Regions from separate parts of the Mus musculus genome. Here region 2 is linked to region 1. A link is a loop called in an ENCODE intact Hi-C map of the cell type or tissue named here. Cell type or tissue: left cerebral cortex. All regions are shown on one strand. Links, peaks and the distances in the headings refer to the core of each region. The heading gives the core; the rest is flanking DNA. Region 1 overlaps Zfp426 (zinc finger protein 426). Region 2 holds the start of Gm35860 (a long non-coding RNA gene).

Region 1 (12,307 bases), core at 1,644-9,643:
GCACGTGCCAGGCCCGATATCTTCAGGGGCTTCTCTGTCTCAGTATCCCATCTTGTCATAGCTGTCCTGGAATTACAGACACATGCTGTCATGCCCAGCCTTCTGTGAGTTCTGGGGATCTGAACTCAGATCCTCACACTTGTACAATAAGCACTTTACTCATGGAACCATCCCAGCTCCTACAATGACTCTTTCCAAAATAAATTAGTCTCAGAACTCTGAACTAAGAAAGAAAACCTTCAACTGCCAATTCTCTTCTAGTTTACGTCTAGTCAAACCTTTACATTTATTGCTTTGAGAAATGCTCTCCTTTTCCTAAACATTTTCTATAGTATTTACCTGATAATTTCTATTTACCATCAGTTTTGATTTTTATAGAATCAACTTTTTAAAAATATTTTATTTATTTATTTTACGTATGTGAGTTCACTGTTGCTCTCTTCAGACACACACCAGAAGAGGGCATCGGATCCCATTACAGATGGTTGTGAGCCACCATGTGGTTGCTGGGAGTCGAACTCAGGACCTCTGGAAGAGCATCCAGTACTCTTAACCACTGAACCATCTCTCCAGCCCCTATAATCAACTTTTGATATGATCTAAGTTTGATTCGTGTCCTCATCTTTGCCTCGCACAGTGACACATTCCTGAAATCCTGATCAGGAAGCGGAGGCAGGATGGTTATGAAGTCAGTGCGGTGTGGGCTATGTAGTGAGTTCAAGGTGAGGTGGTGTAGTCTCAAAAACAGAACAGAAAAAAGAAACCTCATCTCTCCCTTCTTAAATTCAAAATAAAATAAGTAAGCATTATTTTTTAGCTCCAGTTAAAAAATAACTCCTTTTTTCATATCTACATTTGTCTTTCTGTTTTACTTCAGAATGGAAATTACAGCTCGAAACCAAATGTTCAGCGTTCCAGCAGGAATTTCTGAGGGGTAACATATCCAGTAGAATGCAAATGGTAAGAATAAAAAGTGTGTCTTATTCTTATTCTCAAAGAAAATTAGAGGTTAGAGATGTGTCTTTTATAGAGTACCTACTTGGCATGTTTGAAGCCTTTTGGGGGAGAAAGCTAGGGAGTTCGCTAAAGGAGATTTCGAGAGAAGCAGCTAACACACAGAGCAAATGTCTCTGAAGAAATGATTGTGCCCTCACTGTGCAATGAACCTCACTGCTCCAGAACTCATAAAGCACATCTTTTTCTTGGAGTGGTACAGAAATCTTTTAAAGATGAGAGCAGATGACATAGCAATCTGGAGTTAAGTGTTTTATCACACTACTTGAGACTAATTAACAGAGTATGAACTGTATGCATGTAATGGAAAATAATCATAATTATAGCATTTTGTTATCAAATGGTTAAAACCTTACCAATTGACTGCAGAAAAATGTTGTTTATCTCTCTTATTAGCAGACAGGAATCAACAGAGGAAGGGAGCTCTGTGATGGGACGCAATATGGAGACTTCTTCAGTGAACTCTCACCCCTCAGGACAGATATGAAAACTCAACCTGCACAGGATAATTATGGTTGTAGTCAGTACAGAAAAGACTTTCTAATGCTTCAGAGGAAAAACTGTGCTGGTGAGAAACTTTCTGAGTTCAGTCAGAGTGAAGAAACCGGCATGACCCCAGTTAAAGAGAAAATTGATACACAAGAGAAAGGGTTTGAATGCAGCGACTGTGGGAAGTCCTTTATGAGCCAGTCACACCTTCAGACACACCAGAGAACTCACAGTGGAGACAAACTTTATGAATGGAATGAGTGTGGGAGAAGTTTTATAAACTCAAGACTTGCTGTGCTTATAGAAACTCTCAATGCAAAGAAACCTCACAGATGTAAGGAATGTGGGAAAGGCTATCGATATCCTGCATATCTAAATATTCACATGCGAACCCACACTGGCGAAAAGCCCTATGAATGTAAGGAGTGTGGGAAAGCCTTCAATTATTCCAATTCATTTCAGATCCATGGAAGAACTCACACAGGAGAGAAGCCCTATGTATGTAGTCAGTGTGGGAAAGCCTTCACTCAGCACTCAGGTCTTAGTATCCATGTAAGGTCTCACACTGGAGACAAGCCCTATGGGTGTAAGGAGTGCGGGAAAGCCTTTCTTACGTCCTCTCGACTGATCCAACATATAAGAACTCACACAGGAGAGAAGCCTTTTGTGTGTGTGAAATGTGGGAAAGCCTTTGCTATTTCTTCCAACCTTAATGGGCATCTGAAGTTGCATGCTGAAGAGAAGACCTGTGAGTGCAAGATTTGTGGGAAAGCATTTGGATATCTTTCATGTCTTAATAACCACATGAGAACTCACAATGCTAAAAAATCATACACGTGCAAGGAATGTGGGAAGGCCTTTAACTATTCCACCCACCTTAAAATTCACATGCGAATCCACACTGGAGAAAAACCCTATGAGTGTAAACAGTGTGGGAAAGCCTTCAGTCACTCCACTTCATTTCAGATCCATGAAAGAACCCACACTGGAGAGAAGCCCTATGAATGTAAGGAGTGTGGGAAAGCCTTCATCTGTCCCAGTTCCTTCAGGATTCATGAAATAAGTCACACCCACACTGAAGAGAAACCCTATAAGTGTCAGCAGTGTGGAAAAGCCTACAGTCATCCTCGTTCACTTCGCAGACATGAAAGAATTCACTAGAGAGAAGCCTAATTGATGGAAGCAATGTGAGGAAGCCCTTGTTTGTGCTCATGTACTTTGAAGACATGATGGTACTCACACTGGGGAGAAACTATGAAAATTAGATACTTAGCTTAGAGCAGTGCTGTGTTGCCATACTGAGCAACACAAATACTCCATGTCAAAAAAATTAAAGTGGATGCTGGCAAGATAGCTCAGTGGGTAAAAGCACTTGATGGAAATGTCTGACAGCTTGAATCTGACCCACACTCACGTAAATCAGACAGATGTAGTGGCATGCATCTGTATTCTCAGCATTCCTACAAGATCACCTGCAACCTTGCAGGCCAGCTAGTTTATGTAGCATGGCAGAGAGGAAGACTGACTCAACAAGGTAGAAGATTTAATGCCTTAAAGTTGACCTCTCATCTCCATGTTTCTGCCCACCCTCCTACATATACCACAGTAATAAAAAAAAATGTTTTTTCAAACAAAAGCATTCTCCATACACTCCTGACTACCCATTTTCTATCCCTGAATCCCACATTGTAAAGAGAGAATTGGCTCCTAAAAAGCTGCCCTCTGACCTCCACATGAATGCTGTGGCATGCACTCCCCCCAATAATAGTACATTTTAAAAATTCAAGTGAGGGACTGCAGAGATGATTGAAATAGTTACAGGCACCTGCTGTACTTTCAGAGAGCCAGGCTTCAGTTCCCAGCACTCACATGGTAGCTTGTAGCCATTCATAACTAGGTGAAGGGGATTTGGGCCCCTTCTGGCCTCTGTGATCACTCAGCATACACATGAGTGCATATGTGCAGGCAAACCATGTATAAAATAAAAATAATAAAAAGCAAATGAGGTTGCCATGAGTCCATTAGAAGTGACTAATGTCCTCAAGAGGTTAAGATGCTGCAGGATGCACACAGAGAAGACCATGGAAACTTCAGACAGCCTTCTGCAAATGGAGACAAGTGGCTACCACAAGTGTTTCTACTAAGGCCTCCAGAGGGAAACTACCTGAATTATGCTGATCTCTGATTTCCAGCTGCCAGATTGTAAGAAATAAATAACCATGTTTAAGTTACTGGTCTATGACTTTGCTGCATTAACTCTAACAAATTGTGTGTGTAAGGAGAGAACTGACTTCCACAAACTGTCCTCTAGTCTCCATGAATACACACTGGCATATTGGCTTATGCACACACACGTGAGAAAAAAAGCCTAGATTTTAAAGTTATTTGTCCTGCATTCTCAACCATTCTATTATTTTTGAAGTCAGTAATTGAAAAGGAGTGACCTTTTGGAGGAGTCTTGTTGCCTTGTTTTTGTTTTGTGGTTTTATTTTGTTGTTTATTTGTTTTAAGATAAGGTTTCTCAATGTAGCCCCGTCTTTCTGTCTGTCCTGGAACTTGCTATTGATCTGCTTGTGTTTCTAAGCTGTGATTTACATATGTGGTTGGATCTCTTCTAGTTTTATTTGAAGTTCTTCTTAGTGAGAAGCCTTTTTAGAGGTCACCCCTGGTACTATTCAGAGAGGAGAAAACCAACTATTATAATAGCAATAGAACCAAAGAACCCAGATACAGAAAAACAGAATCAATTGACATTACCTGTACCACCATTGATCACACAAAAGAAAATATTGAAAAATACTGTAATCTATTGAATTAAAATTAAGGTAGAAGTGGGCCAAGCATGGTGTCACATACCTTTAATACCAACACTTGTGAGGAAGAGGCAGGCAGATCTGTGTAGCAAATTCCATCTTGATGGCTTTTTATACCAAATTATAAAAGTTAAAAAGTTTGAGGCCAGCCTGAGACACACATATCCCCTCATATAGCTTCTGCATGCAAGAGTAACAATCCAACAATATAAACAGGTCTTGAACAGCAATATAAAAGGTCTTGGATTTCACCAAGGATACAAATGAACAGCAACTATAGTAAAAGGTGGTCAAGTCACTAACCAGGGAAGATAGATCCAAACCAGGGTAGGAGGGCTGTATTGTATGTATTTAGCTTGTGTGTGGGAGTAGATTCCCTGCAAAGTAAAGATGAGGTATCATTTTACCACACTGATGATGGCTATAATCAACAGCAGATAGATAAGCAAATAAATAAAAGGAGCTGGCAAGATTGCTCAGTGGGTAAAGACACTGGCTATCAAGGATGTTGACCTACCTGAGTTTGATCCCTGGAGCTCACATGGCAGGAAACAACAAACCCTAGCAGAATGTCTCTGACCTTCACCTGTGTGTCCACCCCCAGGCAATACAAAATGAAACTAAGAAATAGAAAAGGTAAGGACATTTTGTTACTGGTAGTAAAATGGTGTAGCAGATTTGGAGAGCTTTATGGTAGTTCCCCTGTTACTAAGCTTTATTATTATGAGACAATGATACCTTCTTTCCTATAAACCCAAAATACTGAGAGCTGGAAGTCACAGATATATATGTACTTCAATGTTGATAGGATGAGTATAGACAATAGTGATTGTTTCAAAGCTCAAGCAAACATCTTTTCATCATGCTTTTTACATTCCTTGGAATTGTGCCCCAGATCTGCTAGCCATGGATCGGATAACCCCTGTGGCTGTGAAGAGCCCAGTTAGTTATCTGACTCATCCTGGATAAATGGCCAAGTAGCATCATTTAGATAGTCATGCAAACCACCTCCCTGACTGCCTTCTCTGCTGGGGGCTCTATTCCTCCCATTTATGCACAATGGTTACCAAGGTTGAGGAAGCCTGTTTAGTCTAAGGTGGCATCTGTTCAACTTTATATGCTGCCCAAAGTATGCTTGTGTGCTACCGCCACCTTGTGGTCACATATTTTCTTTCATCTGATGAAGAATCACTTGACCGCACTGCATACCATAGTTTGTTTTTGTTTTTGTTTTTTGTTTTTTGTTTTTAACCTTAAGATTCCTGATCAATTTGTAGTTTACTGTTGAATATGATACGAAGTGTAGAGTTTTAATCTTACATGTATTTGTTGGGGGCTTGCACATGACATAGCGCTTGTATGGAGGTCAGAAGATAACTCTGGGGAAGGAGGGGTTGGCCCTCTCCTTTTACCATGTAGGTTCCAGGAATCAAATCTAGCCCTGAGGTATAGATTTTACATAAGTTCAGATTTTCCTAAATATCTTATCATTTTCTCCTTTAGTGTGTGTGTGTGTGTGTGTGCGCGCACAAATGTGTGTGTGGTTAAACACACCTATAAGCACATTCAAAAGCCAGAGGAGGACTTCTATCACATTCTTCCTTATCTTGAGACAGGGTTCTCTCACTGAACTTGGAGCTTGCTGTTTTTAGGCTAAGTCAGCAAACCTTACCAATCCTCCTGATTTCCTTATCCTACCATTGCTGGGGTTACAGGTACACAGGACCATTCCCAGTTTTTATGTGGATGCTAGGGACCCAAACTCATGTTTCAGACTTATGCATGATATTTCCTATCCACTGAATCACCCTCTAGCCCATCTTTAGTATTAGTGGTATTCTATTTTTTTCTGTATAAATTCTTGGGGATACCTGGCCATATCAGTACTTTTGCAATGCATGATGGTCTTAGGCCATATGGTGAGAATACAGTATAACATAAAAAAAAATACACAACAAATCATTGAGCTGCATAGTATGCTGGCTAATGTTTGTCAATGTGATATAATCTAAAGTCACCAATGAAAAGGAAGTCTCAACTGAGGAATTGTCCTCATCAGATTGACCTGTAGGCAAGGCTTTGGGGGCATTTTCTTGATTAATGACTGATAATGGAAGGCCCAGGTCACTGTAGGTGCTGCCACCTCTGGATAGTTGATTCTGGATGGTATAAGAAAGCAAACTGGGCAAGCCCGTATGCAGCATTTTTCTGTGGCCTCTTGCTTAGTTTCTGAGTCCAAGTTTCTTTCCTTTTTTGAGTTCCTGCCCTGACTCCCCTCATTGATGAGCTGTTATTAAGATGAGTGGTGGTGGTGCACTCAGGAGGCTGAGGCAGGTGGATTTCTGAGTTCAAGGTCATCCTGTCTACAGGGAGAGTTCCAGGACAGCCAGGGCTACATATAGAAACCCTGCTTTCAAAACAAAACAAAACAAAACAAAATGGAACAGATATGTAAACCAAACAAACTTCCACCCAAGTGGCTTTGGGTCACTGTGCTCCCCATAGCAACAGCAAACCAAACTAAAACAGAAGCTGAGACTAGGATTGTGAGTGTTGCAGTGATCTACCTAACTTTGTTGGTTTGGGGGAGGATAGTGGAAAGATTTTGGAGCTTTGGGCTTGAAAAGGCCATTGATTCTCTGAGGTACTGAGTTGTTATGGGAGATTGGGAGATAGGAATGTTGAGAGAGGTGCAGATGGTGGAAGCTGGCTTGTGAAAGTTCAGAGGAAAGCAGAAATTATGGGGCTGTTTGTGTTATAGTTTGAATAGAGAATCTGTTCTTTCTAGTCAACTGGGGCTGAAGACCTGCACTCATTAACAAGAGACCAGCACCACTGGCAATTATAGATTAGCTGGAGCTCAAAGCTCAGCTAAGTGACTAAGGACACCGGCATCATTGAGGTAAAATCTGAGACTGCATCTCAAGCTGGCAGCTGAACTTTGTAATGTGTAAGAGTTTCCAGTGTGATAATGGCTTGGGTGACAGAAAAGCTACAGGATGGAAGGGGTCTTGGAGAGTAACCCAGCCTTACGTTGCATGGCAGAGTCAGAGTCCCTGAAGAAAGGTCATTGGTAAAGGTACAGCCTCAGTTGCAGGAGACCCCAACCAATGGAGGGGACAGGATTGTGGCAAGTTGGTAGGCTCAGGTCGGATCTATTCTACAAGTTGGGTGTGCTATGGATGGCAGAGCTGGAAAGTGGAGCTGCCTAAGCCTTTTGGAGCCCAGAGGATCAAGAGCGAGTCCTAGGTGAACTGGGAAGTATGGAACATGTTTATTTTACAGGATCCCAAAATTCAGAGATTATATGTGTGTGTGTGTGTGTGTGTGTGTGTGTGTGTGTGTGTGTGTGAGAGAGAGAGAGAGAGTATGTGTGTGTGTGTGTGTGTGAGAGAGAGAGAGAGAGAGAGAGAGAGAGAGAGAGAGAGAGAGAGAGATTGAGAGAGAGATTGATTCTCTGTAAAGCTTTGGCTGTCCTGGAACTTGCTCTTGAGAGAGAGAGAGAGAGATTGGGAGAGAGATTGATTCTCTGTAAAGCTTTGGCTGTCCTGGAACTTGCTCTTGCTCTGTAGCCTGGGCTGGCCTTGAAGATCCACCTCCCTTTGCCTCCTGAGTGCTGGGATTAAAGGTATGCACCACCACACCTGGCTCCTTATGTTGAATATTTGAAAAAGGCCAGACTTTTATTTATTTTATTCTTCTCTTATACAATATAATCCTGCCTGAAAGGGAAAGTATCAGCTCAGGACCCCCAAGACCAAGCTCTCAGCACAAAGGCAATTTATTTGCCCCATAGGGACAGAGGGCAGGGAGTAAGACACAAAGACAGGAGATGGAGAAGGGGAAGGGAACAAGGTGGGAGAGGAAAATTTGTCCCAGAGGGGAATGGGACAAAGGACTGCCTTTGGATAAAGAGAAGATATGCCACATAGGAAAGTGGCAGTTTATAATGGTACAAGGGGAAACCTCATGTTAGCATGAGGTGTTTAATTTTAAATGGACATATTAAGTAAGTCAAAGGGGGATTTTTGATTGATATACTTCAATACATTGATAGCTAGACTTTGGTAGTCAGCTGCAGGAAGAGGAAGTGGTCAAATAAGCAAACAGATTTTGGTGGCTAGCTTTAGGAATGTAATCTAACTTTTTTTTTTTAAAGCAAGGCAGAGAGAATGGGAGAGAAGGGCAAGGCCTGACAGAGGCATGCTGGAGTGGCCTAGTGTCCCTTCACTGACCATAGCCTCCCTTCTCCACTCCTCCCAGTCCTCCCCGATTCCCCTCCACCCAGATCCACTGCACCATTTCTCATGAGAAAAGAGCATGCCTCTCAGCAATATCAACCAAACACTGACTAACAAGATGTAATAAGGCTAGGTACAAATCCTCATTATTAAGGCTGGACGAGGCAACCCAGTAGAAGGAATGGTTCAAAGAGCAGCCAAAAAAGTCAGACACCCCTACTCCCACTGTTAGGAGTCCCACAAATATCCTAAGCTAAACAACCACAGCATGTATGCAAAGGACCTAGTGTAGACCCATGGAGACTTCATGATTGCTGCTTTAGTGTAAAGAGACTTAACTTTTGAAGGGTTTGAATTTTTAAAGACTGAATCTTTTAAGGGTATACTATATTTTGTATTATGATAATAACATGAGATCTTGGGGGTAACAAGAAAAGGAAAGGTTATGGTTGAATAGTGATGTGTCTGTGTCAAGCTGACAAAGAATCAATTGTGCTGGTTAGTTTTTTGTAAGCATAATACAAAGTAATCATCTAGGAAGAGAAAATGTTAATTGAAAGATGCCGCCATCAGACTGGTATATGGAGATGTCTTTGAGGTATTTTCTTGATTAATGATTTGATGTGGTATCTCTAGACTACTGTGGGCGGTGCCACCCATGGGCAGGCGGCCCTTGTGCATGCCTATTATATTGTTGATTCCTCAGTAGTATAAGAAAGCAAGCTGAGTCAGTTAGGGAGAACAAGCTAGTGAGAAGTATTTCTCCATGGCATCTGCCTGACTCCAGGTTCCTGTCTTGGGTTTCTTCCTTGACTTCCCCTAATGATGGACTATGATTGGTATGTTTAAGTCAAATAAACTCTTTTCTCCCCAAATTAGCTTTGGTTGGTGTTTATCACATCAATAAAAAGTGAACCAGGACACACAGCAAATACAAGTAATTGAAAATACAAAGTAATCAAGGACTACAATAATTCATTATAATGTTCACACAGATAAGCCAAAGTAAAGGATCCTAAAGGCCTGTGGAAGAGAGAACTCCATGTTCATGAAAGTATCAAAGAATCGAGTATGAAAGAATCAAGGGAGCAGCTCTAGGAATACTGATGGAGCCAGAAAACCTTTCCTGAAGCTGAGGATGTATCTCAGTTTATAGAGTGCTTTCTTAACATGCACAAAGCCCCGTATTCCATTCCTTGCATAAAGTGTTCTGTGGTGGCTCACGCCTGGAATACCAGCACTCAGGTCCTGGGGGCAGGAGGAGCAGATGTCCACAGTCTTCCTGCATAGAGTTCCAGGCCTAAGAGTACTTTGCTGCTACCTTGTGGGGTGAGTTCTTATCCCTAGCCTTGACTTTCAGGTCTCTCTAGCTGTCCATACAATCTAGCTGTGCAGAGATTGTACCTGGTCCAACCTCCAGCCCCACTCTGGGGCATAGGTGCTGCCCACAGGCCTGGCTCTAAGCTCAAGTTTCTTTCTTTACATGATTGACAGGTTGTAACCCAATCTTCATAGGAGAAAACTAGACTTTTTGTGCCTGACTGAGTTCAACATTGCTAATTCCTCAGGCACTATCTTGGAAGTTTTTCTGTAGTCATGTGAGGCCTAGCTCTTAACATGGGTTTCCTTTTTGCCCTTCTCAGTGGGAGGGCAGACTTCCATGTTTTCCATATGTTGCCACCACATAGAGGAATGAGTGTCAGAGCTCAGGTTTGGCTTATGCTGCTGTAGGACCTTAAACCCAGCACACTCTTTATCTCTGGTTACTAGTCTACAGGATTTACTGAGCTGGGAAAGCTCATGTATAAACCCTTAAAAATACATTAGAACTGATGGGTATGGTGGCTCAATACTAATTCCAGTACTAGGGAGATAGAGATAGGCAGAGTTCTGTGTGTTCCAAGGCCTCAAGCTCAGCCTGCTTTACATAGAGAGACTCTGTCCCAACAACAACAACAACAAACAAACAAACATGGGAGGGAGAAGAAGGTACTTTTCTGTGAGTTTGAAGTCAGCTTCCTTTACATAGTGAACTCCCAGGACAGCCAGAGCTACATAATAGAGAGACCCTGCCTCAAACAGCCTCCCCAACTAAGAGAGAGAGAGAGAGAGAGAGAGAGAGAGAGAGAGAGAGAGAGAGAGAGAGAGAGAGAGAACATAAAAACTAAGACTTGTAAACTTGTAAGTATGTTGCCAAGCTTAATGATCTGGGTTTGATTCTCAAGACCCACGTAGTGAAAGGAGAGAATCGATGCCTGTAAGTTATTCTCTGACCTCCATAGTGTACCAAGGCACATGTGTCCATGAACACACAAAACATAGAAATGCAATAAAAGCTAAAAAGTATTTAGCAAGGTTTCCTGCAAAATCCCTAGTAAAAAAAAGGCCAAATGCATTTGCATATTTCCAACTGAAGTAAGCTGCTGGGTGGGCCACCTCTAGACTAAGAATGGCACAGAGTTCAACTGTGACTTACAGATGTTCCATCGTGGGCATCAGTGAGCAAATCCTGCAAGGGCCCCAGGTCTTATTTCAGATACTCAGGGCTAGCATCCAAGGCTAGCTCATTGTCACAACTCACCAAGACATTCAAAACCAATCTCAGGATATCTGTCTGCCAACAATTAAAGGTGGTGACAGACAGGCTAAGTCACAGAACACACACACACACACACATGCACACACACACAGAGGAAAGGAATACTGCATGGCCACTTTCATTCCTGGAGCAAACATAATATGAAGGTATAAAGCTCTTCTAGAGGGCCAGGGCTCATGCACACACACACACAGACACACACACACACACACACACACACACACACACACCCCTTTGTTTTTGTTGTTGGTCTCCTCCTCTTTCTTCTCTTCTTCCACAGGGTATCTCTATATACCAGCCCCTGGCTGTCCTAGAATTCACTTTGTAGAGTTGGCTAGCCTCAAAATCACAGATATTCGCTGGCTTCTGCCTCCTTAGTGCTAGATCAGTAGAGGACACAAAGTTTTATAGGAAAGAGATAGTACACAATCACAAGATACTGGTGTGGGCTTCTATAGGGCATCCCATTTAAGTATATCTTCAATGCATACACACACACACACACACACACACACACATATAAAATCTTGTGACTTTCTAAGTTATATTTCTCAAAGGATATAATTTATAAGGTTTAAAGATTAAGCATAGCTTAAAATTTAAATAACATTTAAAATTAAGTACAATATATTAACTTAATTTTTACTCTTACTGTTTACTCTTAATGAATATGTTTGTAAATGAAATTGTAAGATGGTTTTGTGAAGTACATTGTTCAGATTTAGGGTTGAGAGGAATGCTAATATAGTAAAATTCAAGACTATTGACATTTTGGCCCTAAGTAAGTAGAATTTGTCGCCTTACTATTTTCATTTTGTTTTGAGATGAGTTTTCACTTTGCAGTCCTGGCTGGCTTGAAACTTATTTTGTGGATCTAGCAGTCCTCGAATCAAGAAGATTGCCTGTCTCTGCCTCTGCGTGCTGTGATTGCAGGGGTGTGCTGCCATGCACTGATATTTGCTTTTAACATCTTATTTGAGATATCTTTATGAAAACACACATTTTTTCCCTCTGTATATGCAATTTTTGGCTGTATCAGTTGTGTTCACATTTTAAATTTTTCATCAGAAAGTCTCAGGGTGTGAGGCTTTCTTTTTTCATGTCCTCTTCATTTTCCCCATCTTTCTAGCTCGTTTCACTACCAACGATTA
Region 2 (12,307 bases), core at 1,438-9,437, 290 kb before region 1:
ACACATTCAACTTGTCATTGTTGCAGCCTGTCTGTCTGTCCATCCACTCATTCGTCCATCCATCTGTCTGTCTGTCCTTCCCTCCTCTCCTCTTACCCCCTCCCTTTCAAGCTTGTCTAAGTGTGCGTGTGTGTGTGTGCGTGTGCGTGTGTGTGTGTACCCTTGGTCACACAGGAAGACCAGAGGAGGGTGTTAACGTCCTCTCTCTCTCTCTCTCTCTCTCTCTCTCTCTCTCTCTCTCTCTCTCTCTCAATCAGACAGGACCTCACTGAACTTGGAGCTATGCTGGAGCAAGGCCCAGGGACCTTCCTGTTTCTATCCCCACAGTGCTGGGGTGACAAGTGCACAGGATCAAACCTGTGGTTCCTGGACCTCTGAGCTTAGATCTGCTTGCCCTAAGGATGCTTTTGTCCACAGATATTGCCCCAGCCTCCACTGCTTGTCTGTCTTCTCTTTCTATCATGCTTTGTCCCTCCTTCCCTTCCTTCTTCCCATCTTCCCTTCCTCCCTCCCTTTTTTGAATTTTTGACAGAATCTCATGTAACCCACAAGTTCAAGGACATCTCTGGCTACAAAATTTGAGGCTAGCTTAGGTTATCTGTGAAACTTGGTCTAAGCCCTGCCTGCCCCTCCCCCAAATAAAATAAAAAGATGTCAGCTAACTCTCCATCCCCTAGGCTGCACCTCCCAGGTGTCGGATGGCAAGTCTCACCACAGTGGTTTTTGTGGTGCTGCGGATGGAACTCAGGGCTTTGTGGATGCTAGGGAAGTGCTCTAGCCACTGAGCTGCAGATGGAGACCCTGTACTGTTGTAGTTGAGGCAGGGTCTGCCTTTGCTTGTGTAGAATAACAGGCATGCATTATCACAGCCAGCGGGCAATAGCCTTTTTATGTTCCCACAAACCAGAGCCTGGGATATGCTCTGCCACCCTTGAGGCTCACCTTGTGGATGGAGCCCTGCTTGCTTATTCATCTGAGCTAGAATCCTAACTCCAGTCCTTCTTAGCTGTGTGACCTTGGGCAAGCAGCTTAGCCTCTCTGAGCTCCACTATAGTCTCTGGTGAAACCCATTCCCAAGTTACTGCAGGAGTGGAAATAAACATGGTCACCCACCCCCGCCCCCAGCTAGGAAGGGGGCGGAAGTCTGACTCCTTTGTGGTAGGAGCTGCTGGGGCTTCTAAGCAGGAGTTCCAAGTTCCCGTGACCACAGATGAGGGCTCTGTTTCCTGTCTTGGCAGAGCCAGGAAGTCTTATTGGGTCTCCTTGTCCCGCCAACTCGGCCTCAATTCCCAGGCCTGTGACTGGAAGCACATGCTCTGGCCCGCAGCCTCCTTCCTTCCCTCCTCTGCTCCCACTGAGGGCTCCTGAGTCATCCTGACCTCTGTGGCCGCTTCTCCCAGGCTCATTCCCACGCCTCTGGGGCGGCTGCTTGTGTGTCAGAGGCCGTTAGTGTGGCTCCATGGGTGTGTGCGCATGACTCCCTGCCAGTGATGGGGACTCGGGGATGACTGTGCCCTAACTGTGCATCTTCTGTGATATGCTCCGTATTAACTGTCTATGCTGTCTGTGCAAGTGAGTTCACACATTAACAATGAACCTTAGGGGTTTAAACATACTTTTTTTTCTTTCTTTTTTTTACTGTTTTTTTTTTTTTGTTTTGTTTTGTTTTGTTTTTTTGTTTTTTTGGGTTTTTTTTTGTTTTTTTGTTTTTGTTTTTTTTTTTTTTGAGATTGTCCTGGAACTCTGTGTAGACTAGGCTGGCCTTGAACTCACAGACATCCACCTGCTTCTGCCTCCCAGTACTGGGATGAAGCCACGACTACCATGCCAGACCCTGAAGTTTTTATTCGGTACATTTTATTTATTTTGTGGGTGGTGGTTCACTCATGCCCACAGCGTGGGTGTTCAGGTCAGAGAACAGCTTGCAGGATTCAGTTCTCCCGTTCTACAGTGACAGTTCCAGGGATCAGGTGGTGAGGTTTGGAGGCAAGCCCCCTTCCTTGCTGAGCATTTGCTTGTCCTGGCTTCTGTGTGCATGTGATGTGTGTTTTATGCATATTGGTGGAGTGTGTGTGTGTGCATTTGAGGGAGCATGCGCCTGCCTGCTGCATGTAAGACATCAAATGCGCTCCTCTCTTGCTCCCCTCTTACTTCCTTGAGTCCATCACTGAGCTGAAGCTCACTGTTTAAACTACACTGTCTGGCCAGTATGTTCTCAGGATCTGCCTGTCTCAGCCCCCAAATGCTAGGGTTACAGACCCAGGTTTTTACTAGGGTGCTATGGGCTCAAACCCAGACTCCTTGTGCATGTACAGCAAGCCTTTTTATCCACTGAGCCATCTCATAGACCCTCTTATGGTTTGTTTGTTCTTGAACTTTTTCTATGTGTGTAAATGTGTACACACATGTGGGGCAGGGCCCTGTGTGAGTACATGTATGGAAACAGTTGCTTCTTTGCTTCATTTGCCGGCTTCACTTATGTAAGCAACATATTTGGATCATGTGCACCCCTGTACTTTCTGCTGAACCTCTTGTTTCCAAGAGGACCTCCTTCTACTTTCAGTACCTTTTTTTTTTTTTTTTTAAATTATTGAACATGGTCCCTCACTGAACTGGAAACTCACTGATTCAGCCAGGGACCCTGTGTCTCTGCCTCCCTGGTGCTGGGATTACAGGCGACTGTCACTACACCCAATCTTGAGGATTAAATTCAGGCCTTCACACTTCAGTAAGCAGTCTACTGACAGACCCATCTCCCTAACTCCTGTTGTTTGTTTTGGTGTTGTTGTTTGTTTGTTTGCTTGCTTTGGTTTTTCTAAACAGGGTTTGTCTGTGTAGCCCTGGCTCTCCTGGAACTTACTCTGTAGACCAGGCTGGCCTTGAACTCACAGAGATCCTCCTGTCTCTGCCACCCTAGTGCTAGGACTAATGGCATGTGCCATCACTGCCAGACCTGTTGTTTTGTTTTCAGGACCGGGTCTCACATAGTTCAGGCTGGCCTCGAATTCACCACTGAGCTGAGGACCCTTGAACTCCTGATCCCCCCCCCCGCTTCCACCTCTGAGCTGGGGTGACAGGCATGCACTACCACACTCACTGTGACTGCCGGCGCTGTGGTGTTTGTACATCAGTTGCTTAAGATTCTGCCAGAGCAACTGGAGGCCCAGTTCCCATCTCTGTTACTGGGTCAAGGAGCGCATGCATGTGCCTGATGCTGGCAGGTCCCCAGTTCTCAGGCAGCAGTGGAAAGACACTGACAACTGACTGAAGGGAGGAAGAAGTCTGCGGTGAGCCCAAGGGTCTGGGTGAAACTCAGGCCTCCCTTGAGAGTTTCTCTGGGGACACAGATGGGGCCTGTTCTCCATGCTGTGGAGGCGGCTAGGCAGGGGGGATTGGGAGACTGATGTGGATGCTGTCTGGCAGGATCCTGAGGAGATGCCAGATGGGAGAAGTGAGGGAGCACTACCTCACCCTGGCGTGGACAGGCCCCACAGACACTCCTGCTACCTCCAAATCTGGAAAGGGCTGGAGCTGGGGCTGTGTTGGTAGAGTGCTTGCCTACCCTGAAAGCTCTGGGTCCCATCCCAGCACCATATAAACTAGATGTGGGGATGCACCTACCAGCCAGCACCTAAGCAGTGGAAGCAAGAGGACCAGGAGCTCAAGGCCATCCCCACAGGGTACTTGCAAGAAAACAAGGCACTAGGGCTGGGTATAGCGCAGGAGTACTGTGCATCTAGCATTCTTGAGGCTGGAGTTTCAGTCTTAGCATAGCAGGAAAGAGGGATGGGAGGGAGGAAAGAGAGGAGAGAGGAGGAGGAAGAGGAAGGGAGAAAAGAGAGAATACAGGAACTAAAGAGATGACTCAGCCATTAAAGCTACTTCAGAAGTTAAAGCTACTTCAGAGGTTAAAGCTACTTCAGAGGTTAAAGCTACTTGCCACTAAGGCTGACAACCCGAGTTCAATCCCTCACATAGTGAAAAAGAGAACCAACTCCTTCCTGTAAGTTATACACAAAATGATATACATGAAATAAATAAATGTGTGTGTGTGTGTAAGAGAGAGGGGAGAGAGAGAGAGAGAGAGAGAGAGAGAGAGAGAGAGAGAGAGAGAGAGAGAGAGAATGAGAATTCAAGGAAGAAAGGTGTGAAGGGACTTAGCTCAGGGTTGTTGATCTGGAGTCATACCAGAAGGTAGCTTAAATTAAAGGAGGAGGGCAGATGGTTGCTCACAGTCCTGAGGTCTCAGGCTGCACAAGGAGGAGTCTCTTTCTGCTGGAAGGATTCATGAATACTTCCTGGAAGGCAGAGGCAAGTTTTTATCTGGTTACATAGCAAGCAATAGGCAAGTCTGGGCTACAGGATGCTAGTCTTAAAACAAAACAACATCTTTAAAAACAATGTGTGTAAGAGGTGTTTTGTATGTGTGTTGAGTGTTTGTGTGTTGTGTACAATGTGTTATGTATGTTGTATTGGGTATGGTATGTTGAGTATTGGATATGTTGTGTTCTGTCTATGCTATGGTATATGTGATGTGTTTTGTGTAGTATTGTGTTGTCTGCTTTGTGTGTTGTGCTACATATGTGCTGTGCTGTGTGTGGTCTATGTTGTGTGCTGTGACTGTGGTGTGCGTGTCAGTGTAGGTGTGTGTACATGTCCACGCACGTGCATGCACATGTGGAGAGAGGCTGATGTTGCGTGTTTTCTCTATTCACTTGTGCTTTGTTTGTTTTTGAGTCAGGATCTCCCAATGAACTTGCTCATTGGCTCAGCTCTGCTGACTGGAGCTTCAGGGATCCATCTAACTCTGCCCAGATCCAAATAAGTGCAGAGATCAGAGGATCAATCTGCCTGCCTCCACCACACCCAGGTCTTCTCCTGGGTGCTGGGTGCCCTCATGCTAAAGGAGCAGGCTCTTTATCAAGTGGAACCCCACCCCACCCCACCCCAAACACATCTTCAGGGTTTATCTCTGGGAAGCAGGAGCCACACCAGGAGCTAGGGTGTGGTGGTGCTTTCCCCTCTCCCCTCACTAACGTTTAGATAGTGGAAGCTTGGCCTAGAGGTTAGTGGAACCTTTAAAAGGTGGGGCTTAGTGGAAGGTAATGCAACCACTAGGGGGCGCTGAGAGAAAGCTCAGTAAAGAGCACTGGCTACTCTTGAAGAGGACTTAGTAAGGGCATAGTGAGGTTATGGGATTCTTTCTCTCTGTCTCTGTCTCTGTCTCTGTCTCTCTCTGTGTGTGTGTTTTGAGACAGAGATTCTCTATGTACCTCTATCTCACTGTAGACCAGGCAGGTCCTGAACACACAAGGGTTCTACCAGCCTCTGCCTCCGAGTGCTGGGATGAAAAGCCAGCACCACCATGCACTCAAAGTGGATCATGCACAGATGAGGGTGGCTTCTGCACTCTCTGGCTCTCTGTCCTGCCTTGTGACTGACCTCTTTCCTACATGCCCACTACAAGCCCCCTACCCCACCCCCACCCACACCCCCTACTCCTCCATTCCCTTGCCCCCACTACCACCACCATGAGTGTCTATCTAGAGTCTAACAGATGCAAGTGCTCTGCCCTTGAACCTCCAGAGAGACTTCTGTTGGTGGTGGTGGTGTTTTTAAACCTTTTATGGATTCTTTGAGAATTTCACATCATGCACCCCGGTTCCACTCACTTCCCCAACCCTTCATATCTGACCTCCACCCTTGTGGAGGTCACCCCACAAAACAAAGTAAAAAATAAAAAATTAAACAAAACCCAAATCCATCTGCCATGGAAGCTGTGTCATAGTGCATCCCACAGTACACCCTTTCCACACCGCTTTGCTTGCAAATGTTCGTTACAATGAGTCATTGGTCTGGTTAAAGGTTTCTGGTTTCTGCTATGCTATCAATACTGGATCCTCACCAGGACTCCTCTCTGATATCCTGTTGCTGCCCGGTGTCATGGAGATCCTGCAGCTTTGGCTCTGCAGGACTGGCCTCTTCCTGCACTCCAGCAGTTCATCCATGGGGCAGATGTTGGGATGGGACAACTCAAAGTCCTGGATCTGGGCCTGGGTGGTGTCTGAGGTACCAGCCTGACAGCTCTCCCACACCCACACCACCAGGGTGAGCTCTCTTCCAGCACTGCCTGGGCTAGCTCACCTTATGCTGCAGCCAGCAAGACAGGGGCCAGCTCTCTTGGGGAATGCCATCAGGGCCAGCTAAACTCTGTGTGTGTGTGTGTGTCTTGTGTGTGTCTGTGTGTCTGTGTGTTTTTGTGTGTGTTTGGGGGTGTGTGTGTGCTCTCCAGAGTGTTACAATTGGTGAGGGGCAGATACAGTTCCTGGTTCTCATGACTGGGGGTCAGCTCTGGGGTGGGAGTGGGGATGGGGGTGGGGGAGCATCTCTCCTGTGCCCACACCACCTCATGGCAGACAAGTAGCCAGAGCTAGCTCACTATCACACCCTGGGGTCAGCTTGCTTGGCTCCCACCACCAGGGCCAGCTTTACTATGTTGCCCAGGCATGGTGCAGGGCCTGCTTTCTGAGTACAGCCTGGAAGGGGTGGGGCCAGATCTCCTGAGAGCCACAGCCAGTGGTGGGGGCAGCTCTCCACAGCCTCTGAATATTAGCTTGGTCCCTGGAGGCAGCCCAGACCAGGGACATCTGCATGGCCTTTGTTATAATATGAGCCACAGACATCAACACAGTCCCCTGCTGCTGTACAGCCATGGACCCAAATGTGGCCCTCAGTGGCAGCACAAGTTGGCACCATGGCCTTAGGTGGCAGGGCAGGCCACTCACAGCAGGCTGTTCCTCTCCACCCTCAATCTCCAGGTCCATGTCTCTTCTTAATGTTCAAACCATTCGGCTTCTCTTTCTCTCCCACATGTCTATCACTTACCTTAACATTGCAGTGGCTCCCACTGCGGTTACGTCACACCACGGGCAAGCCTTTGGGTGTCTTGCACACCAGAGCTGTGTGGCAGCGGCAGACCTATAGACCTCTGTTCTTTTAAATTAAAAAAAAAAGTGTGTATGTGTGTGTGCGCGCATGTGTGTACATTTGTCATGGCGCACATGCAGAGGTCAGGGGACAACCTGTAAAGTTGGTTTTCTTCTCCCACCGTGTGGGTTCTGGGACAGCAAGTGTTCAGGGAGTCTCATGTCTACTTGAATTGCTTCTGTTCTGACTGGGTGAGCCAGATCCCTGCACGGTTTGGATTAGATCTCTCTGATGACTGGTGAAGGACAGCTTTGGGTTCTGTATTACAGCAACGTGAAGTGAAGTGAGACCCCAGGGATCTTGGTAGTAGCAGCTGGCCAGGAGGATGGGGCTAGGGGTGGAGATGGTCTCGCTGGCTTACCAATGAGCTGCTGCCTCTTCCCAGCTGGGAGGCAGAAAACATTCTACGGATCCCCTACACACCAGGGTCAAGGAACATCGTAAAGACCCGCATTCCGTCCTCAGTGAGCGGGCAGAGACAGATGTGTGCATCCAACCTCAGCAACCTGCGAACTTCCCCTAGATATTTAGGGACTCCAGCTCAGGCTACACTGAGATTTGTGGCTTTGACACAGAAGAGAATTTCAGTTTATGAAACAGAGTTGGAGATTTTATTAAAGATGGCTCTTTTTCGCTTTGTTGGTTTTTTGTTTTGTTTTGTTTTGTTTTTGAGACAGGGTTTCTCTGTATAGTCATGACTACGCTGGAACTCTCTCTACAGACCAGGCTGGCCTGGAACTCAGAGCTCCACCTGGCTCTGCCTGGTGAGTGCTGGAATTAAAGGTGCATATCACAGCTGCCCACTTCCCTTTTTATATGTATTTATTTTGGAGGTCTGGAGAGATGGCTCAGCAGTTAAGAGCACTGGCTGCTCTTGTAGTGTTTGATCCTCAGCACACAATTGTGTGCTGAAGGTTGGTGGCTCACAGTCATTTGTAGCCCCTGTCCCAGGGGTTCCCATGGCCTCTTCTGGTCTTCTGGGACACCAGGCAAACATGTGGTACACTGAGATCCTGAAGGCAAAGCATCCAAACACGTAATTCTTTAAAATTTATTTTTACTTATGTGTGTATGTAGGTAGCCAGAGGCCAGAAGAGGGCTTCCTACGGGTGAAGCTGGGGTTACGGACAATTGTGAGCTGCCCATCATAGATGCCGGGAACTGAACTCAGGGCTTCTGTGAGAGTAGCCTGTGCTCTTAACTGCTACTGAGCCACCTTTCTAGGCCTCAATTTTTTATATATGCATTTACATATATAAAAATATGTGATCTATTATACAATAATATACAACATAATATAATATAAATTATATATCTTATAACAATATAATTCTATTATATACAAATTAAATATTATTTTAAATAAATGCTAATTATGTAAATTTTATTAATATGTTTTTATGTTTATTATATTTCACATATTCCATTTTACTTTATATATTCTATTTTGCTTTATATATTCTATTTTAAAATATATTTTATTTTAAAATATGTTTCATGTTTTATATATTATATAAAATACAGTATGTATTTTATATGTCAATATATGTTATTAATTTATCTAAATTATCAATGATATGATTAATTTAAATAAGTAATAAGTAATTAATAGACCATATGTTATTATATTTTAATATAGTTTACCATATTATATATTTTAAATTATCATATTTATATATTTTATATATTATATAAATATTATATATTTTAGTAATAAAATATAATATTTATTATATTTTATTATATATTATAGTAATATAATAAATATGTTTTAATACATTTATTAATATAAACATTCATTATTAAAATAAAAATAAAAAACATAAATACATATATATTTTGTATTATGTATAAAATAATTATATTATGTAATATGTATATATGTATGTATATATACATATTCAAGATAGGGTTTCTCTGTGTAGCCCAGGCTGTGTTAGAACTCACTCTGTAGACCAGGCTACTCTCAAACTCAGAGATCTGTCTGCCTCTGCCTCTGCCTCTGGAATACTGAGAATAAAGGAGTGAGAGTGTACCACCACTGCCCTGCTCAATATACATTTGGATTATGTATTTATTGACATTATTTTATTGTTGTGTATATGGTTGTTTTGCCTGCCAGTATTGTGTGCCTGTATGTATACTTGTGCAACATGTGTGGTTCCTGAGGCGGCCAGAAGAGTGTATCTAGTCCATTAGAACAGGACTTATAGATGGTTTTGAGCTGCCAAGTGGGTTTTGAAGAAGTGAACCTGCGTCCTCTGAAAGAGCAGCCTGGGCTTTCAACCTCTGAGCCATCTCTCCAGTTCCCCTCAAGACATTTTAACATGAGCGATGCCCAAGGTTTAAGAGAAAAGGGCATTCAGGGTTAAAAGACATGCCTGAAGGTCTGAATGTGGGCTTCTCAAAGAAGAGTCGTGAGGCACGGTGAGAGATACTCACCCACGTGAGGGTACAGGCATCTCAAGACAGGTCACAATGAACTGTCTTAGCATCAGCCATGTAGACCCTTTCAGTGACTCCAGTCAAAAGGTCACTGTAGAGTGGCTCAGGAGGCACCTTGGGTGGAATTATATTGGATAAGGTAGAACCTGGTGAGATTCCTAGAAGATTGCTGGATTAGAACAGGTGATGGTGTGGGACCTTCGACTCTGCCAGACAGAGGCTTCAATAAGACACCCCTCTCTTTCTATCTTTTCTCAACCCCAGAGCTCAGTAGGCTAAGACGTGTGTGCAGCCCTGAGTTCCAGGCCAGCCTCGGCTGTATATCAAGGCTGTGTCTCAAGCAAAATAAAACAAAACTTGACTCTGAGAACCTTGAGATGACCAAGGACAGCAAAGGCACAGTGCTGGCCCAGGCTTGTGAGTGGACTGATGGTGGCAAGGGGCACTTTTCAGCAGGACACTTGCCACAGTGTGATAGGGACTCTCACATTAGCACTGACCACAGATGTGGTCGCTGCAGTGGCATTAACTATATCTGCTTGGGTCCTATCATCAGAAACAACAACAGCCCTGAGATGAGCATGGTAGGATGCTATCCTAGCATGCACAGGACCCTGGGGATCACCCCCAGCTCTAAACTCGGTGCAAGGGTACATGACTGTCATTCCACTACACAAGAGGTGGAGGCAGGAGGATCAGGAGCTTGAGTTGGAGGCCAACCCGGGTTACATCTTTTAAAAAGTAAAATATTAATTAAAATGGATCTACCACAGTACACTACAGGGACTTCCACATGAGGAAGGGTCAAGCCTCAATCTTCCCAAAGACACAGGAACTAGGGAAGAATTAGCTCTCAAAGTTCCAAGTGGCAGATGCTAAGCCACAGAGGGAACTTCCTAAAGAGACTGAGACCACAGAGGTGACAACAGCCACATCTAGACACACTTACAGGAGGGGAGGATGGAGAGGGAAAGAGGGAGGGAGAGAGAGAGAGAGAATCTAGTTTTGCCTTTCCTCCTGCCCTCTATTTTCCTTTCACCTCCTAGTGTCTGGACCTGGCTACAAAGAAGGGAACCTGGGAGATGTAGTTTGCAGTGTGCAAAGGATGCTGGGAAATGTAGTTTACGGGGTTTGTTTGAGGAGGATGCTGGAGAGACAGGTAAATAGAGGAACTCAGAACTTTAGCACCAAAGGTTAATTATGCCACAGAAGCCGTAGGTTGTTTGTGGTAGTGACCACTTCCCTGACACTGTTCAGGGAGGACGATTATTATGGTCTGGATAAAATGGCCCTCATCGACTTTAGTAGGTTTGAGCACTTGGTCCTTACCTGAGAGTGTTTGTTTGTTTGTTTGTTTGTTTGTTTGTTTAGGAAATCTGCGAACAGGAACAGCCTAGTAGAACTGGTCGGTGGGGACCAGGCCCTGAAACTGGTATCTGATTGGCCTGGGCTCTCTCTTCCTCATCTGAAAGATGTCAGGAGCCTCCATCATACTCTCTGGCTGTCGTACATTCCCACCATGACAGAGGGTGAGCTAACTGTCCCCCGGCGGGGCTGGAGAGATGGCTCAGTGGGTAAAGCGCTTGCTAAACAAGCTTGGGACCTGAGTTTGGGTCCTCAGCAGCCACATAAAAGCCAGGTACAGCCAGGCAGACTGCTCAGTGGTTAAGAACACTGACTATTCTTTTATAAGACAGGAGTTCCATTCCCAGCAACTATGTCAGGTGGTCATGAACTCCAGCTCCAATGGATCTGACCCTCTTCCGGCCTGCCTTTCATGAGAACACAGGCACAGAGGTGTTCGTATGCGCAAGTGCTCATGCGCGCGCGCGCACACACACACACACACACACACACACACACACACACACACACACTGAAAGGACCTCCAAGACCAAGTTCTCAGCAAAGGGGATTTATTTGCTCAAAGATACAGAGGGCAGGGAAGGAGAGACAAGATAGGGGATAGAGGATGAAGGAGCGGGGAAGGGAATAAGGGAGATGGGGAAGGGGTATCTGCCCTGAGGGGCACAAAGACCTGCCACTGGATAGTCATGCCTCATAGGAAAATGGCAGCTAAGGAAGAAACCCTGTTTTAGGATGATGTGTTTAATTTTAGTTGGGCGTGTTAATTAGATGAGCCAAAAAGGGCTTTTGATTGCTGGACTTCAATACTTTGGACCTTGGTGGTCGCTTCAGGAGGAGGAAATGTCTAAATAAGGGGATAGACCTCGGTGGCTAGCTTTAGGAATGTAATCTAAACATTTTAGAAAGGCAGAGGGAATGAAGGAGAAGGGCAAGGCCTGTCAGAACCATGTTGACCAGGCTGGGCTGGCCAGAGGCCACACACACACACACACACACACACACACACACACACACACACACACACACACACTCACACACTCACACACTCACACACTCACACACACAGCCCTGCCTTTAATCCCAGGGTGGGCAGAGGCAGTAGATCTCTGTGAGCTAGAGGCCAGCCTGGTCTATATAGAGAGTTCCAGGGGCCATCCAAAGCTACATAGTGAAACACAGTCTCACTAAACAAAGGTAGTCCAGTGATGTGCTGTTTAGTTTTTGTCCACTTGACACAAACCAAAACAGCCTGGGAAATAAGGAATTGCACTTGAGGAACGGCCTCCATCAGACTGGCCTGTGGGCATCTCTCCTCCATCAGACCAGCCTGTAGGCATCTCTCCTCCATCAGACTGGCCTGTAGGCATCTCTCCTCCATCAGACCGGCCTGTAGGCATTTCTCCAGGGCGTTTAATAAACTGTTGATCGCTATGGAAGGACCCAGCTTATTGTGAGCCCAGGTGGTCCTGGGCTGTGTAAGAAAGCAGGCTGAGGAAGCCATGGAAAG

The links. Hi-C counts contacts between places; a loop is a spot of excess contacts. Peaks named below come from ENCODE experiments on the same cell type or tissue, not always from the same donor. Only the 100,000 strongest peaks of a DNase experiment are listed, where the experiment ranks them.
Region 2: it touches region 1 in a loop (5-fold over the local background); 7 of 42 quality-filtered maps call a loop at or near these places.

What each region holds. Positions count from the first base shown.
Region 1 is chr9:20,460,352-20,472,658 of GRCm38, reverse strand. Zfp426 (zinc finger protein 426) reads left to right here. Exons shown (of 9, transcript NM_001110309.1): 8 at 878-960; 9 at 1,411-4,110. The coding sequence ends at 2,664. Among named protein-coding and RNA genes, the nearest start is that of Zfp26, 6.3 kb to the right of the region's middle. In left cerebral cortex, for the core only: a CTCF peak has its summit at 5,471 (motif pointing left); DNase peaks (open chromatin) are centred at 2,503 and 5,453.
Region 2 is chr9:20,750,016-20,762,322 of GRCm38, reverse strand. It overlaps Gm35860 (a long non-coding RNA gene), which reads left to right and starts at 3,197. Exons shown (of 3, transcript XR_379174.1): 1 at 3,197-3,287; 2 at 10,804-10,961. In left cerebral cortex, for the core only: a CTCF peak has its summit at 5,103 (motif pointing right); a DNase peak (open chromatin) is centred at 5,112.